2 separate regions of the Homo sapiens genome follow, and region 1 is linked to region 2. A link is an interaction called in ENCODE POLR2A ChIA-PET data of the cell type or tissue named here. Cell type or tissue: PC-9. All regions are shown on one strand.

The links. ChIA-PET counts read pairs that join two places held together with the same protein. Peaks named below come from ENCODE experiments on the same cell type or tissue, not always from the same donor. Only the 100,000 strongest peaks of a DNase experiment are listed, where the experiment ranks them.
Region 1: POLR2A ChIA-PET joins it to region 2 with 7 read pairs; 2 of 35 experiments call an interaction of 5 or more read pairs at or near these places.

The regions. Positions count from the first base shown.
Region 1 is chr1:75,804,861-75,812,860 of GRCh38, forward strand. It overlaps MSH4 (mutS homolog 4), which reads left to right. Exons shown (of 20, transcript NM_002440.4): 3 at 2,121-2,281; 4 at 5,837-5,947. Among named protein-coding and RNA genes, the nearest start is that of MSH4, 12 kb to the left of the region's middle. In PC-9, no CTCF peak of the experiment used is centred here; a DNase peak (open chromatin) is centred at 4,811.
Region 2 is chr1:75,690,452-75,698,451 of GRCh38, forward strand. It overlaps a transcript of SLC44A5 not described here. Among named protein-coding and RNA genes, the nearest start is that of ACADM, 30 kb to the right of the region's middle. In PC-9, no CTCF peak of the experiment used is centred here; no DNase peak of the experiment used is centred here.

The sequences.
Region 1 (8,000 bases), 110 kb after region 2:
CTCTGTCGCCCAGGCTGGAATGCAGTGGCACAACTTGGCTCACTGTAACCTCTGCCTCCTGGATTCAAGCAATTTTCCTGCCTCAGCCTCCCGAGTAGCTGAGATTACAGGCATGCACCACCACGCCTGGCTAATTTTGTATTTTTAGTAGAGACAGGGTTTTACCATATTGGCCAGGCTGGTCTTGAACTCCTAACCTCATGATCCGCCCACCTTGGCCTCCTAAAGTGCTGGGATTACAGGTGTGAGCCACCGCACCCAGCCCTGACCTGTTTATTTTTAAGTAGAAAATAAATACCAAGTTCCAGTGGAAATTCAATAGACATATAAAAGACATCTCTAAGGTTCTAAAAATACATTTATGCTGTTATCTCTCTGTTGTAAATAACATAATAATGAGCATCCTAATACATAAAGCTTTTTTCTGAGTCTCTTATTATTTCCTTAAAACACACCCTTAGAAGTCAAATTACTGAAACATAGGGAAATTACCTTTTTTATTTTTTTTAATTACCATTTTTTGTTTTTTTTTTTTTTTGGTTTTTGAGACGAAGCCTTGTTCTATTGCCCAGGCTGGAGTGCAGTGGCACCATCTCGGCTCATTGCAACATCCACTTCCTGGGTTCAAGTGATTCTCCTGCCTCGGCCTCCCGAGTAGCTGGGATTACAGGCATGCATCACCATGCTCAGCCAATTTTTTTTTTTTAGTAGAGATGGGGTTTCGCCATGTTGGCCAGGCTGGTCTCGAACTCCTGGCCACAAGTGATCCTCCCACCTTAGCCTCACAAAGTGCTAGGATTACAGTTATGAGCCACTGCGCCTGGCCAAAATTACCAGTTTTTAAGAATCTCAGATATATTGCCAAGTTTCTTTTGAGAACTGGACTAATTTTTAATTCCATCAATAGTGTATAAGGTAAGCCAATCTTACTCTATCCTCATCATTACTAACTTCTAAAATTTATTATGATTATTGGCTAATTTAGTAATCATCATCATCATCATAAGATTATTATTAAATTAGCCAATAATCATTATCATAATAAATTGTATTGGTTAATTTATTGGTTATTATGGTATGCTCTTATTAACAATGTGTAAGAGTCCACTTCAACATTTGATATTGTTAGACTCAATATTTTCCAACCTAACAGTTGTAAAATACTACCTGAGTTTTTTATTTTCTGAGTTTGCATTTTCCTGATTACTAGTGAGATTATCTTTTTCTGTACTTTTGGGCTATATATCTTTAATAATGGTCTGTGAAATTAATGTTCATGTCTTTTACTCATTTTTCTTTAGGCTTATTTTTCTGGATTTGTAGCAATACTTTATATATTCTGAGTAATAAATATTTTGATGACTTTTCTGTTTGGTTTTTTTTTTTTTTTTTTTTTTTTTTTTTTGAGAAGGAGTCTCGCTCTGTAGCCCAGGCTAGAGTGCAGTGGCGCGATCCCGGCTCACTGCAAGCTCCGCCTCCCGGGTTCACGCCATTCTCCTGCCTCAGCCTCTCGAGTAGCTGGGACCACAGGCACCTGCCACCACGCCTGGCTAATTTTTTGTATTTTTAGTAGACATGGGGTTTCACCGTGTTAGCCAGGATGGTCTCGATTTCCTGGCCTTGTGATCCGCCCACCTCGGCCTCCCAAAGTGCTGGGATTACAGGCATGAGCCACCGCGCCCGGCCTTTTCTGTTAGTTTCTATGTTTCTAGTTCTTTTTTAACTCTGATGGGTCATTATGTCTAGCTGTGTGCCAATATCACACCATCTTTAGCTTTATAATAAGTCTTGATATTTTGTAGGACAGCCTTGCCACCTGTACCCTCCACAAGCCACCTTACTCTTCTTTAGAGGAGTCTTGATTCTTCTTGGCCCTTTGCTCTTCCATGTAAATTTTGGGCCAATTTTTCAAGCTCCACCAAAAAACATATTGAGGTTTTGATTGAAATTATAGTTGTACTGAACCAATAGATCCTTTAGGGAGAATTGAAATAAGAGGCTAACTGATATCTACAGATTGCATTATTTTGTCCTCTTGATTAAGAATTTCCTAGTTTTTTTTAAAAAAAGAAATGATTATTATCAATGTTTATATCTTTTCTTTATTTAAAAATTTACAGCTTCATCCTCATCTGCGATTTCTGCACACTCCCCATCAGTTATTGTAGCTGTTGTAGAAGGGAGAGGACTTGCCAGAGGTGAAATAGGAATGGCAAGTATTGATTTAAAAAACCCCCAAATTATACTATCCCAGTTTGCAGACAACACAACATATGCAAAGGTAAGTATTAATAATTCTAGAAAATGGTTGCTCTGTTAGGCAGTATCTAGAGTTTAAAGTCAGTGCCTTCCCAATTTGTTTACTTTTTGGTAGAATAAAGGTTATTCATTATTATGTCAATGTAAATACTCTGAATTAAAATAAAACTGTGTTATATCTGATTTTTATTTTTTAAATATATTTTGTCCAAAAAGAGTGTGTTTTACTGTTATTTAAATAAGCTATTGTTAGTATTAGTTTCTAAAATTAACATCTTCAAATTAATAATTTCTGGATTTATTCCAAAGGTAATATATGTGATAATGTGGTACTGATCATAATCCTTAAAGACACAATCCCAAATGCCATAATCCCGATGTTCAAATCTTGAAAGATCAAAATCCTTAATGTTGAAATCCTGAAAGCTTAATTCTAGGGAAGGGATTAATGCGTTTTTGGTTGTACACAAGATAGTTGCATCATGTTAGATGCATCATATTAGGCAATACTACTACCTTATTATTTTATTTGGAAATTAGGTATGGTTTAAGGAGATGCATAGGGGTGCCAAATTGGCAAGGGATAGACTTGTGGATTTAAGTATAGGTGACAACTTGACTGTATTAAAAAAATACCTAGTAAAGCATTATTTGGGCTGTGTCTGTGAGGTTGCTTCCAGAGGAGATGAGTGGGTGAGTCTGAGTGGACTAGGCGGTGAAAATCTGCCCTTAGTGTTGGTGGGCACCTTGCAGTTGACCAGGGCCCAGAGAGAGCAAATACAGAAATTGCATTTGTCTCTCTCTAAGAGCTGGGACAGACTCTTCTGCTGCTGCCTTGGACATCAGAAATTTGACTCCACAGAAGTTCGTTATCACAACATTGACTGTGTGTAAGCATTGTGCATATACATTAAAATGTTGAAATTTTTTTGATAAATGAAGACATGTCCTTTTTGTACATCATTTATTTGTGAAAGATAAAATTTATTTCTTGAAATCTTAGCTCTTCAGGCAACTGTGTATGTGGTGACCCATAGAAGTTTTTGATCTATCTCATCAAAAGACTTAGGTTGTCCCTGGTGGTATTTCAGATGACCATATTTATGAAGCTTGGTGCAGACAATTACCAACCATAGTGATATGCATTTATACATTTTGCTTTTTGACTAATTTCTAATTTTTGACTAATTTTTTTGTGAATACAATTTGTCTGCTCATAACTGTTATTATACCTGTGTGACTGTCATTAGTACACTTAAGTGTTCATGCTTGCAAAAAAGTTATTATTGCCTATTTTATTGTGTAAAGTGGCCTATGAAGTGTACTGTTCTGTTTTTATATGTTTCTCAAATAAATCCCCTTTTAAAAATGCAAATCAATGTCTTAAAATTGTTTTTGAAGTTATTTCTTCCAGAACTGTGTTTTTGGGATTTTGGTCTTTTGGTATTGGGGTTCTGGGGATTTTTAGACTTTAAGGATTTTGCTCTTTTGGGATTTTGACATTCAGGATTATGGCATTTGAGATTGTGTCTTTCAGGATTATGGCCCAAACCCATGATAATGCTAACTCCAGAGAGTTATTTCTACTGAACTGTATTTGAATTTTATTTTTTCAGAGGTAAAGAAAACTAGTATCTTAGATCAGTCAGAATTTAGCCTCTTAATTTCTTGCCTTCACTTCTTATTTTGCCTTCATTTTATATCACTCATCATTCATTTGGGCCACTCGCCTATTGTCATGGGAATTTGCATGATCTATCAGGTAGAGATAGTTTACTCCTAATTTCTATGTTATTTAACTCAATTATTATTTTATTTTATTTTTAAAAGGTCTTGCTCTTTTGCCTAGGCTGAAGTGCAGTAGCATGATCGTGACTCACTGCAGCCTCCCACCTCAGCCTCTTGAGTAGCAGGGACCACAGGCATGCACCACCACATAGAGCTGATTTTTAAATTTTTTTTGTATAGATGGGGTCTTGCTCTGTTACCCAAGCTAGTCTCAAATTCCTTAGACTCGAGTGATCCTGCCCCCTCAGAAGTTGAATTGCCCCTCGGGTTCCCAAAGTGCTAGAATTATAGGCATGAGCCATCGAGCCTAGTTAATTATTATTTTGAAGATGTGATCTAGTGTTTTATTTCAAGTGTTTCATTATTTTTTAATTCTCTTCCTTTAGTCCCTCTTTATGGTCCTCCAGTGTGTAGACTTCCCTTTCCTAATAATTAATTTTTTATTATACCTAACAACCTTAATGATACTAGTATTGCATACTAACTTCATCTGTAGGTATTTTATACATTTTTACAATTTCAAAAGAGTAGGAAAAAAGTTTTTAAAAAAAAGGAATGTTAGACAAATTGAGAATTTCTGTGTTTGGAATAGTTCTAAGAAATACACCTTATTTTATGAAAAGCTAAGCCATAAGGCAGATGTTTCTCATCTGTGTTTATGTACTTTTCAACAGTTAATCTGTACCAGTGTGGCCATACTGATTGTATTGCCATAGTTACCCTTTTTTTTTTTTTTTTTTTTTGAGACAATGTCTCACTTTGTTGCCCAGGTTGCCAGGTTGGAGTGCAGTGGCACAATCTTGACTCACTGCGACCTCTGCCTTCCGGGTTCAAGCAATTCTCCTGCCTCAGCCTGCCTCAGCCTCCCAAGTAGCTGGGATTACATGTGCACACCACCAAGCCTGGCTAATTTTTGTATTTTTAGTAGAGACAGGGTTTCACCATGTTGGCCAAGCTGGTTGTGAACTCCTGACCTCAAGTGATGCAGTCGCCTTGGCCTCCCAAAGTGCTGAGATTACAGGCGTGAGCCACCTCCCCTGGCCCATAGTTACCCTTATTGGATGTATTTACATTTTTCACAGAGTATTTGGATAAAATACTAAGTATAAGAATTTATTTAAAAACAATTTTATTTTGGGAATATATATTTGATAAGTTCAAATTAATTTTTGAACTTAAGGCTGTTAGAAACTATTGTGAGTAAAATATAGCCTATTTTATGACAGTATTTTATGTTAGTAGTTATATAGGAGATATATGTTCAATATACTACCATTAGAAATATATATACATATATATTTTATTGTTATTGGTGGTGGTGGTGTTTGTTTGTCTGTTTTTGAGACAGATTTTCCCTCTGCCACCTAGACTGGCGTGCAAAGGTGCCTGGTGTGATCTCAGCTCACTGCAACCTTTGCCCCCTGGGCTCAAACTATTCTCATGCCTCAGCCTCCTGAGTAGCTGGGATTACAGGCATGCACCACCATGCTCGGGTAATTTTTGTATTTTTTTTTTTTTTTTTTTTTTAGTAGAGACAGGGTTTCACCATGTTGGCCAGGTGGGTCTCGAACTCCTGGCCTCAAGTGATCTGCCCACCTCAGCCTCCCAAAGTGCTGGGATTACAGGTGTGAACCCACCTGGCTAGAAACATATTTTAATTGAAATATATCATTAGGACAGTTATAATTTTGTGTATCTATGAATTAATTTTAAATACTTATCTCAGAAAAATATGAAACTTTTATTTCCTAAGCTTTATTTAAGAAATTGTTTATTCAAATGATTTCAGGTGATCACTAAACTTAAAATTTTATCACCTTTGGAAATAATAATGTCAAATACTGCTTGTGCTGTGGGGAATTCCACCAAGTTGTTCACTCTGATCACAGAAAATTTCAAGGTAAGTGATGTTTACTGTTTGTAACATTCAAGATCTAATCACTTATTTATTTATTTGTTATTTATTATTTATTTATTTTTTTGAGACAGAGTTTCACTCTGTCACCCAGGCTGGAGTGAAAGGGCGTGATCTCGGCTTACTGCAACCTCCAGCTCCCGAGTTCGAGTGATTCTCCTGCCTCAGCCTCCCAAGTAGCTGGGACTACAGGCGTGTGTTACCACACCCAGCTAATTTTTGTATTTTTAGTAGAAATGGGGTTTCACCATGTTGGCCAGGCTAGTTTCAAACTCCTGACCTCAAGTGATCGATCTGCCTTGGCCTCCCAAAGTGCTGGGATTACAGGCATGAGTGAGTCACTGTGCCCGGCCCTAATCACTTTATTTAAAATTTACTTAATAATATCATTATAAAGAACAATAATTTTAGTAACTTTATATTTAGTGTCCTAAAGTAGTCACTAAATACAAATCCTAATCTAAGGGACTGTTAATACAGATAATAAAAATGATAGGGAATTTACTTATTTGATTTGGCACCCTGATCTACTTTAAACAAAAGAAAACATGTTTTAGGTAATAAGGAAGTTTCTCAGATATACAAGGGGCAGACCCATAGAGAAAGCATAAGTTTCCCTTACATGTATTTTCCTGGAAACTACTTATTGTGCTGTCAGACTGGTTGAAATTGAAGTTCTTAGGGGATAGCAGCTATCAGCAAGTACCTTTTTCTATAGGGAATTTAATTTGTATTACAGAATTGTTTCAGCTTCCCCTGATAACATGTACTGCCTTCCAGTTAGCCTGCTACTCTAGTGTCTATCTGTAGGACTGTAGTGGGTAAGCACTGTGGAACCTTATCCAACAAGAATGGGGGCTGTGGCTCCAAACCAAGTAGACAGCATTGCAGTTGGAATAATTCCTTAGGAATGCAAATTATTTTCAGAATATACTATATTTTGTTATGTTTTTAGACTTATCTTTTACTTTAACACATTTGGAACCAAGCTGAGGTTTGGAGTCCAATGAGTTCCTTTCCTGTTCCTAATATATTCAGCATCTGCAGTCATATAAGATTTGTCATGGTGCTCTTGGATTTCCTGTATAGATGAGCTGCCTTTGACTCATTGCCAGAGATAGTCCCTATTCTAAATCTATTGTCTCTATTAGACGAATCACTTTATCTGTTCTTTTTCATTTATAACTTTATACTTCTTTTCATTATGCCTATTTATCCATACCTTTCCAACTTTCATGTTTTGTTGTTGTTGTTGTTGTTGTGATTAGGCCTTATAATTCTTTTGGTTATAAATAAGAGAAATCTAATGTAAACTACCTTATGCAAAAAAGGAAATGTATTGGCTTATGTAACTGGGAAGTCAATGGTTGAATAGATCCTGTTCCTACTGTCAAAGGTAAACAAAGCCAAACACTAGCTAAATATTTTAATCAGTAATATGCTGTTGCAACAGAGAAAAGAGTCCAGTGTGGACTGAATTGAACTTCGGTTTATACTGGGCATTTTAATGGGAGACTAAGGGAATAAGGAGGAGTAAGCACAAGCTCAGTAGAGTCAGGGAAGTGAAAAATTATTATAACAAAAAGTAAGACCAGGTGCGGTGGCTCATGCCTGTAATCCCAGCACTTTCAGAGGCCGAGGAGGGTGGATCACAAGGTCAGGAGATCGAGACCATCCTGGCTAACATGGTGAAACCCCATCTCTACTAAAAATACAAAAAAATTAGCCAGGCCTGGTGGCACGCGCCTGTAGTCCCAGCTACTCGGGAAGCTGAGGCAGGAGAATCGCTTGAACCTGGGAGGCAGAGGTTGCAGCGAGCCGAGATTGTGCCATTGCACTGCAGCCTGGGCAACAGAGCAAGACTCCATCTCAAAAGAACAACAACAAAAAATCTGGGTTTGCTAACTGGCACTTACCAAAGTTAGGCTCCTATTCTCCCACAGAGGATAGGAGACAGGGACCCTATTTTTAGGTGTTAAGTGGAATAAACAGTAAATTTTTTTTGGCAGCCTGAGTTTTCTTAGGCTGGCACTTTATG
Region 2 (8,000 bases):
GATGGAAATCTCTGAGAGGGGAAAATGAGACAAGAATAATACAAGGTGGCTGCAGAACAATAGAATAATCCAAGCAGGAGTTTCACATGACTAGCTAAAGGAAGATGTCAAAATAGCTGTATATGCTAGGGGTTAAGACCCTGAAAAACCATAGTGTTGGCCAAGCTGGGTAAGACTGACTAGACTCAACATAGTGCTAGATTTGATCTAGGTTTTACCTAGGACCTCATTATACACTCATTAACATACTAAATCACACATCCACCAAGGCCATGACACTTCCAGGAACACCCATATCTGGTGTAAAAATGTGTGGGACCATAGTGCTGAGAAATCTTCACTTTTTTCCAGGAATTTTCATGAATATTCCACCCATTGGTTAAAGAAAGCCATAGGCCAGTTGCAATGGCTCATGCCAGTAATCCCAGCACTTTGGGAGGCTGCAGCAGGCAGATCACTTGAGATCAGGAGTTCAAGACCAGCCTGGGTGACATGGTGAAACCTTGTCTCTAATTTTTTTAAAAAAAGAAGAAAATAAAGGAAAAAAAAAAGAAACCCATAAAGGTGGAGGCCCCAAACCCTGTCAGGTGTGACTCTCTTGAATACACATGCACCCCCCCCTTTCTTGAGTGTGTACTTTTCGCTTTCAGTAAATCTGCATTCTTTCACTATTTTCCAACTTGTTCTTGAATTCTTTCTTGCAACAGTGTCAAGAGCCTGAACACCAGCCAGGGTCAAGGTCCCACCAGCATTTGGGAACCTCCCCTAGCCTGAGAGGAAAACTCAAAATTTAGTTTTGTATTTGTTAAATTTGACAGGTCTTTTAGCCATCTAAAGGAAAATGATAGCAATGAGATTTTTGAGTCTAAAGCTCAGAGGAGGGGTCAAGGCTGGTAATATAAATTCTGGAGTTGCTAGCATAAAAATGGTATTTAATACCACTGTACTAGATAAAATCATCTAGAAAATGAATATAGAGCAAAGACAAGCTACAGAGTGAAATCAGTTTCCCTGGAAGCAGAGCTTGAGACAAGGATTAGAGGCACTTGATTTATTGAGAAGTCTCTCCTCAAGAAAAACTTGTAAGGCCACGAGGGAAACAAAATGAAAAAGGGGGAAAATCTGAGTAACAATATGGTCTCAGATAAAATATGGCCTTCTCCTAATCCTTGGTTGGGGCATGGGTGGCTTAGAGCCTCTGGGAGCTAAGTTGACCCACCCTGAGGCAAGGAAGATGGGAGGCTAAGAAATACAAGATCAAGGTGCAAACCAATTCAGTGCCTGATGAGGGCCCTTTTCCTGGCTTGCAGATAGCTGCCTTCTTTCATGTCTTTACATGGCAGAGAGAGAAAGATCTGGTCTTTCTTCCTCTCTTTATAAAGATACTAATCTCATCATGGGGGCCTCACTCTCATGATCTTATCTAAACCTAATTATTTCCCAAAGGCCTCACCTCCAAATAGCATCACAATGGAGGTTAGGGTTTCAATATATAAATTTGGAGTGGGGGGACACATCAGTACATAGCATGCTTCATTGTCTCATTATACTTTACTTACAAAACACAAATTTAGATATAAAATTATTAAGTGTGCAACTACAGTGTTGAATGCCAGTGAAGTTGATCCTGCTAATGGGAATGATCCAGCAGACTGGGAAAACCACAAGTAAAAAACACAGAGAGAGAACAATTCAGAAGTAAAGTGTTTGCATAGATGAGAAAAGATGGGATTCTTTTTTTTTTTTTTTTTTTTTTTTCTGAGACAGAGTCTCGCTCTGTTGCCCAGGCTGGAATGCAGTGGCACGAACTTGGCTCACTGCAACCTCCACCTCCTGGGCTCAAGTGATTCTCCTGCCTCAGCCTCCCAAGTAGCTGGGAATTTGGGCATGTGCCAACATGCCCAGCTAATTTTTTTTGTATTTTTAATAAAGACGGGGTTTCACCATGTTAGCCAGGATGGTCTCAATCTCCTGACCTTGTGATCCGCCCGCCTCAGCCTCCCAAAGTGCTGGGATTACAGGCATGAGCCACCGCAGCCGGCCCGAGGATGGGATTCTATGCAGAAGTAGAAGGGTTGACCTTAAATAGGAGCATTAATGGTTTATTTCATGTAATAGGAGAGGAAGCAGAGTGTATCTGTACATGTGCTGGTAAATTGTTTGATGTGGTTATGAGAGCAGGAGATAGTCCTCTTCTTATTGCTTCTGTTTACTCATTGGTATTAGAACATTATTATCTAAAAAGGAAAGGAATGGGAAAAACGAGAGAAGGGAGAGAAAAATATGTAGGTAGGTTTGAAAAGAGAAAAAGTATGTAATATTCATCTAGGAATGTTTATGAAGCAGGTAAATATAGTAAGATTTCTAGAACCCTCATGAGGGTTGGTCAATTTGAAATGAGACCAGTCAGTCTTTAGCCACATCTCCCCTGGGAACAGATGCAGAGTAGTCAACAAGTTAGATGTAAGTGTGATGGAATTCTGCCAGCTGAGAATAGTGAAGGAAAAAGGGGCAAGACTGTTGAAGGTATATGCAAAGGAATGATTATAGTAATGAAACATGAAATCTAAATCATTCAAGGAGCAGAAGTGAGGACATGAAGGGGTAAATAGAGTAAAGATAGTAGGGCAATGGATTGGAGATCCTAGTGGCCTCAAAGAATTGCTGAGGTTGGGGTATCAAAGACTGAATTGGAAAGATAATTACAGTGAAATGATCAAATGGAGGCTGGACAGTTAGTCAGGAATTCTAGAGTTCTGGCTGTGCCATGTGAATTCATTCAGTTCTAGGGAAGTTTGGTGCCATCTGATAGCAGTTTTCAGTATTGGCCTAAATATTGGGTTATATTCTGGCCTCTGGCTTGCTTAGACTTTCAGAAAGCAGAAATTATCCAGGAATTTCCCATTTACCTTGGCACCCATTTCAGCAGCCCCGGTTAGGATTTGGGGGAACAAACCCACTGCCTCCTAGTTTTTCAAAGAGTTATCTGCTGTTTGTTCACCTGGCCTTACTTTATTGTCTCTATCCCCTACCCCATAGAAGATAGCTCATATACATTTGCGAATGGGTACTGAGTAAAAGACCAGAGGCAACAGTCAATTAGATAATCTCTAGATTCAAGTTACTGAAGCGTTTCTTATCGCAAGGCAGTATTGTATTTTAAGTCACAAGCCTGATAAAAATGGTACGGAAGAGTTCTGAGAACTGCATACTGGAGCCCACCAATGTTTACAGGTTCAGGAGATAAGGAGAAACTAGCAAAGGAAAAAGACATAGAGACCAGTGAGGTAGGAGAAAATCTAAGGAAGTGGGATATCCTGAAAACCAAGTGAAGAAAGTGACTCCAGAAGGAGGAAGTGATCAGCTATGTCAAATTGTGCTGCTAGGTCTAGTAAGATGAAGAATAAGAACTAACCATTGGTTTTAGCAAGATAAAAAGTAATTTTGATAGAGTTGTGGAGCAAAAGCCTGAATGGGGAGGGTTTAAGAGAGAATGGGAAGATGAGAACTGGAGGCATTAGGTCCATACAGTGTAAGTCTTGAGTTTTGCTGTGAAGAGCAATGAAATGGGATGATAGTTAGGAGAGGAAATGGAGTTGAGTTTTTTTAAAGATGAGAGTGATAATATCACATTTATAAACAGATGGAAATGACCAAGCAGAAAGGCAAACGTTGATGTAGAAGAGGAAAATAAGAATTACTAAAGTAATACCTTTGAGTAGGCAAGAAGGAATGGATTCTGTGAGACATATAAGTGGAAGATTTGGCCTTATGTCAGAAAAATGGACTGTTATCTACAAATAACGGCAGGTAAGCAGAGTATAAAGGTGTAGATCCTAGTAGGTAGAAAGAGGTGGTAATGAGAGTTTGTGCACATTCTATTCTGATTGCTTCAATTTTTCTTTTCTTTAGAATCTCCTGAGTTATACAACTTGTGGAAGGGAGCCATTGGTACATGTTAATTTCCATTTTTTTAATCAAGAATCTGTTTTCTTCCTAGCATTTATCACTATTTTTAAAAAACATGCCTATTTCTCCTTGTTGTTACATGTAAATCCTATTGGAATGGTAACTCTTGAGCAAGAATACTGTGTTTTTTCACTGCTATGTCCCCGTTAGATTAAGATGTGGGACATAGGTACCTTACCTCATAAGGTAAGAAAATGTCACTCTAATATTAAAATAAATTAGATGTTACATAGAAAAACTGTAGAAATATTTACTAATAGAAACAATGCTCATTAAAATCTATGTAAATGTGTAATTGATAGAAATTGCACTGTCTTTAAAGTTGTATCAAGAAGTTTAATATACCTATCATGTCTCATTGGGAAACTACCAATTTAAATGAATACATGAAAAATATAGTATGGAAATTTTTATCATTCTAAGTCGTTCAAAATGGAAGGTTGTATAATAGCTTTTGTGGAGTTGGTTAAAAGCGAAGTTGGTTGGGACGCTCAGCATTTGACATATTACTTGGCATACAAGTGGAGCAAAACAACTATTTTCATTCCAAATAATTTGATGACAATATTTTTACCAAAAAGAATTGTTAACCAGTTTCTAGAAGAACTTCTGATTAATCAGACAGAACTATTACAAGGGTAAAAAAGGCAATTGATTAGACTACTAACTTTTTGGGATCAGCTCTTTTTTACACTTAATTTATGTCACCAAATTTAATTTCATGAGTGGATATAACCACCATCTCTGTGCAGATGATCATTAGAAATTACAGTAGCAGACATTCTGCCCACTGAAATTTATGATTGGCATTGGAATTTACAAACTAGTTCCTGTTGACTTTGGCTAACAGAGATCAGTGCCCTAAAATCAGATGCTTCTAGGTAAATTTACAAAATCAGGTTTCTAAATCTGTAAAACTAAATATATCAGATAACGCCAAGTAGACTTTTATTTGTGAATGGTGTCTCCTGGAGCTGTTTAATGTGACATCCCAACTAGAAGATAAACTAACTCCTGGAGGTCCAATTATTACATAACAGTTACTTTACAAAATGACCACGTTTGACTTCTGATAGCCTAGGAATTTAGCATCTGTTAATGAGCTAGAACTGAAAGGCAGTTATCAACACTTTAAGGAGCATACATCCCCAATTCCTAGGACAATACTTAAGGAGGAAAACAAAAGACTTAGTAGTTTACTAAATTTGTAGGGAAACAAATAAGGTATGTTGTCAGCAAATAAGATTATGAATACTATTTAATATATAGTATTTATATATGTATATAAAAATATATGACTTATATATGTATATAAAATATATATTGTTTACATATAATTTATATATAAATAAAATAGTATTCATGATACTATGTATACTGTATGAATTAAATATATATTATTTATATATAAATTAAATAGTATTCATAACATATATATAAACCTGATACTGAAAGGAATTTCAAAGTTAATTTCCTGACATTAGAGAATGGGGAACACTACTGAGTGAAGCTGGGAAAGTCTTACACTAATAGGAAACTAGCCTTTTTTTTTTAATGGCAGCACAGCTGAAGGACACACTTAAATGTTACTCATATTCCACATTGGTATTTGCATCAGTCAGGATATGTTAGATTATACTGCAGTAACCAAGAACTCCAAATGTTGGTGGCTTTAGATAATACAAGTTTATTTCTTACTCAGGATAGAGTCAGATGAGGGTCCTGATTTACATATTCTCACTCCGGGACTTAGGCTAATAGCCACAAGGTGGAACACTGCTTATTGTTGTGGCATACGGGATATGGTGCACTTGTCTTAAAGGCCTCTGTCCAAAGGTGACATGTGTCACTTCTTACATTTCATTGGCCAAAGCAATTTACAAGTCACACGACCACACTCCTAAGGAGTAAGAAAGTACAATTTTATCATATGTTCAAAGGAAGAGAACTAGAATATTTGTTAAAAGACTTTATGACTATCATGATAGGAAAAAGGAGATTCATAAAGGATAGGAATAGGAAGCATTACATTAAGACATAAATTGGAAGAGAAGTTGCTAGTGATTCAGTAACTAAAATTGAGAAAAGGTAAATAAATATTGAGGATTGGAGTCATCAAATCAAGTACCAACAATACAGTCAGCCAAGAGGTGGGAAATATGTCGACTCTCTTAGACTCAGAAGGTGAACATCGGCCAGGTGCGGTGGCTCACGCCTGTAATCCCAGCACTTTGGGAGGCCGAGGCGGGGAGACCACGAGGTCAGGAGATCGAGACCATCCTGGCTAACATGGTGAAACCCCGTCTCTACTAAAAATTGAAAGAAAAAAAAAATTAGCCAGGCGTGGTTGTGGATGCCTATAGTCCCAGCTACTCGGGAGGCTGAGGCAGCAGAATGGCTCAAACCTGGGAGATGGAGCTAGCAGTGAGCCGAGATCCAGACTGGGCAACAGAGCGAGACTCTGTCTCAGAAAAAAAAAAAAGGTGAACATGAGAGTCACGGAGTTTTGTGTTTTATGCGATCAGGAGTGGGCCAGAGTTCTGAAAATGAGAGACGAAAAGGAAGTTAGGACTTTTTAGAGTGATGTAAATATTCTCTATTTTGACTGTGATGGTGTATGCATTTGTCAAAGCTCATCAAAATATGAGCCTTATTGAATATAAATTATATCTCAATAAAGTTGATTATTTAAAAAGTAGTTAAGGGAGCCAGACATGGTGGCTCACACCTATAGTCTCAGTACTTTGGGAGGCTGAGTAAGAGGACTGCTTGAGGTCAGGAGTTCAAGGCCAGCCTAGTCAATATAGCAACACTCTGTCTTCACAAAAATTGTTTTTTAAAGTAGTTAAGAGACTTAACATTTGTTGAAAATCTATTTTTGTGACAAAGGCCATGCTAGACATTTAAATATATTTCAATTAAAGCCCACAAGAATCTGACAAGTTCATAGGATGTAAGGCTCAGAAGAGTTCAGTAATTTGTTTAAGAACATATAATCAGAAGGTATAAGAATCAAGATATCAATCCAAGTATTATTGACTTCTAAGCTTGTGCACAAAGTTAATGCAAGAAAATAGAAAAGTAGGCCAGGTGCAGTGGCTCAAACCTGTAATCCTAGCACTTTGGGAAGCCGGGGCTGGTGGATCACTTGAACTTAGGAGTTCGAGACCAGCCTGAGCAACACGGCGAAACTGTCTCTACAAAAAATACAAAAATTAGGGGGAGAAGCCAAGATGGCCGAATAGGGACAGCTCCAGTCTACAGCTCCCAGCGTGAGTGACGCAGAAGACGGGCGATTTCTGCATTTCCATCTGAGGTACCGGGTTCATCTCACTAGGGAGTGCCAGAGAGTGGGCGCAGGTCAGTGGGTGCATGCACCGTGCGTGAGCTGAAGCAGGGCGAGGCATTGCCTCACTCAGGAAGCGCAAGGGGTCACGGAGTTCCCTTTCCTAGTCAAAGAAAGGAGTGACAGATGGCACCTGGAAAATCGGGTCACTCCCAACCGAATACTGTGCTTTTCCAACGGGCTTAAAAAACCATGCACCAGGAGATTATATCCTGCACATGGCTTGGAGGGTCCTATGCCCACGGAGTCTCACTGATTGCTAGCACAGCAGTCTGAGATCAAACTGCAAGGTGGCAGTGAGGCTGGGAGAGGGGTGTCCGCCATTGCCCAGGCTTGCTTAGGTAAACAAAGCAGCTTGGAAGCTCAAATTGGGTGGAGCCCACCACAGCTCAAGGAGGCCTGCCTGCCTCTGTAGGTTCCACCTCTGGGGGCAGGGCACAGACAAACAAAAACACAGCAGTAACCTCTGCAGACTTAAATGTCCCTGTCTGACAGCTTTGAAGAGAGCAGTGGTTCTCCCAGTACGCAGCTGGAGATCTGAGAATGGACAGACTGCCTCCTCAAGTGGGTCCCTGACCCCTGATCCCCGAGCAGCCTAACTGGGAGGCAATCCCCAGCAGGGGCAGACTGACACCTCACACGGCCAGGTACTCCAACAGACCTGCAACTGAGGGTCCTGTCTGTT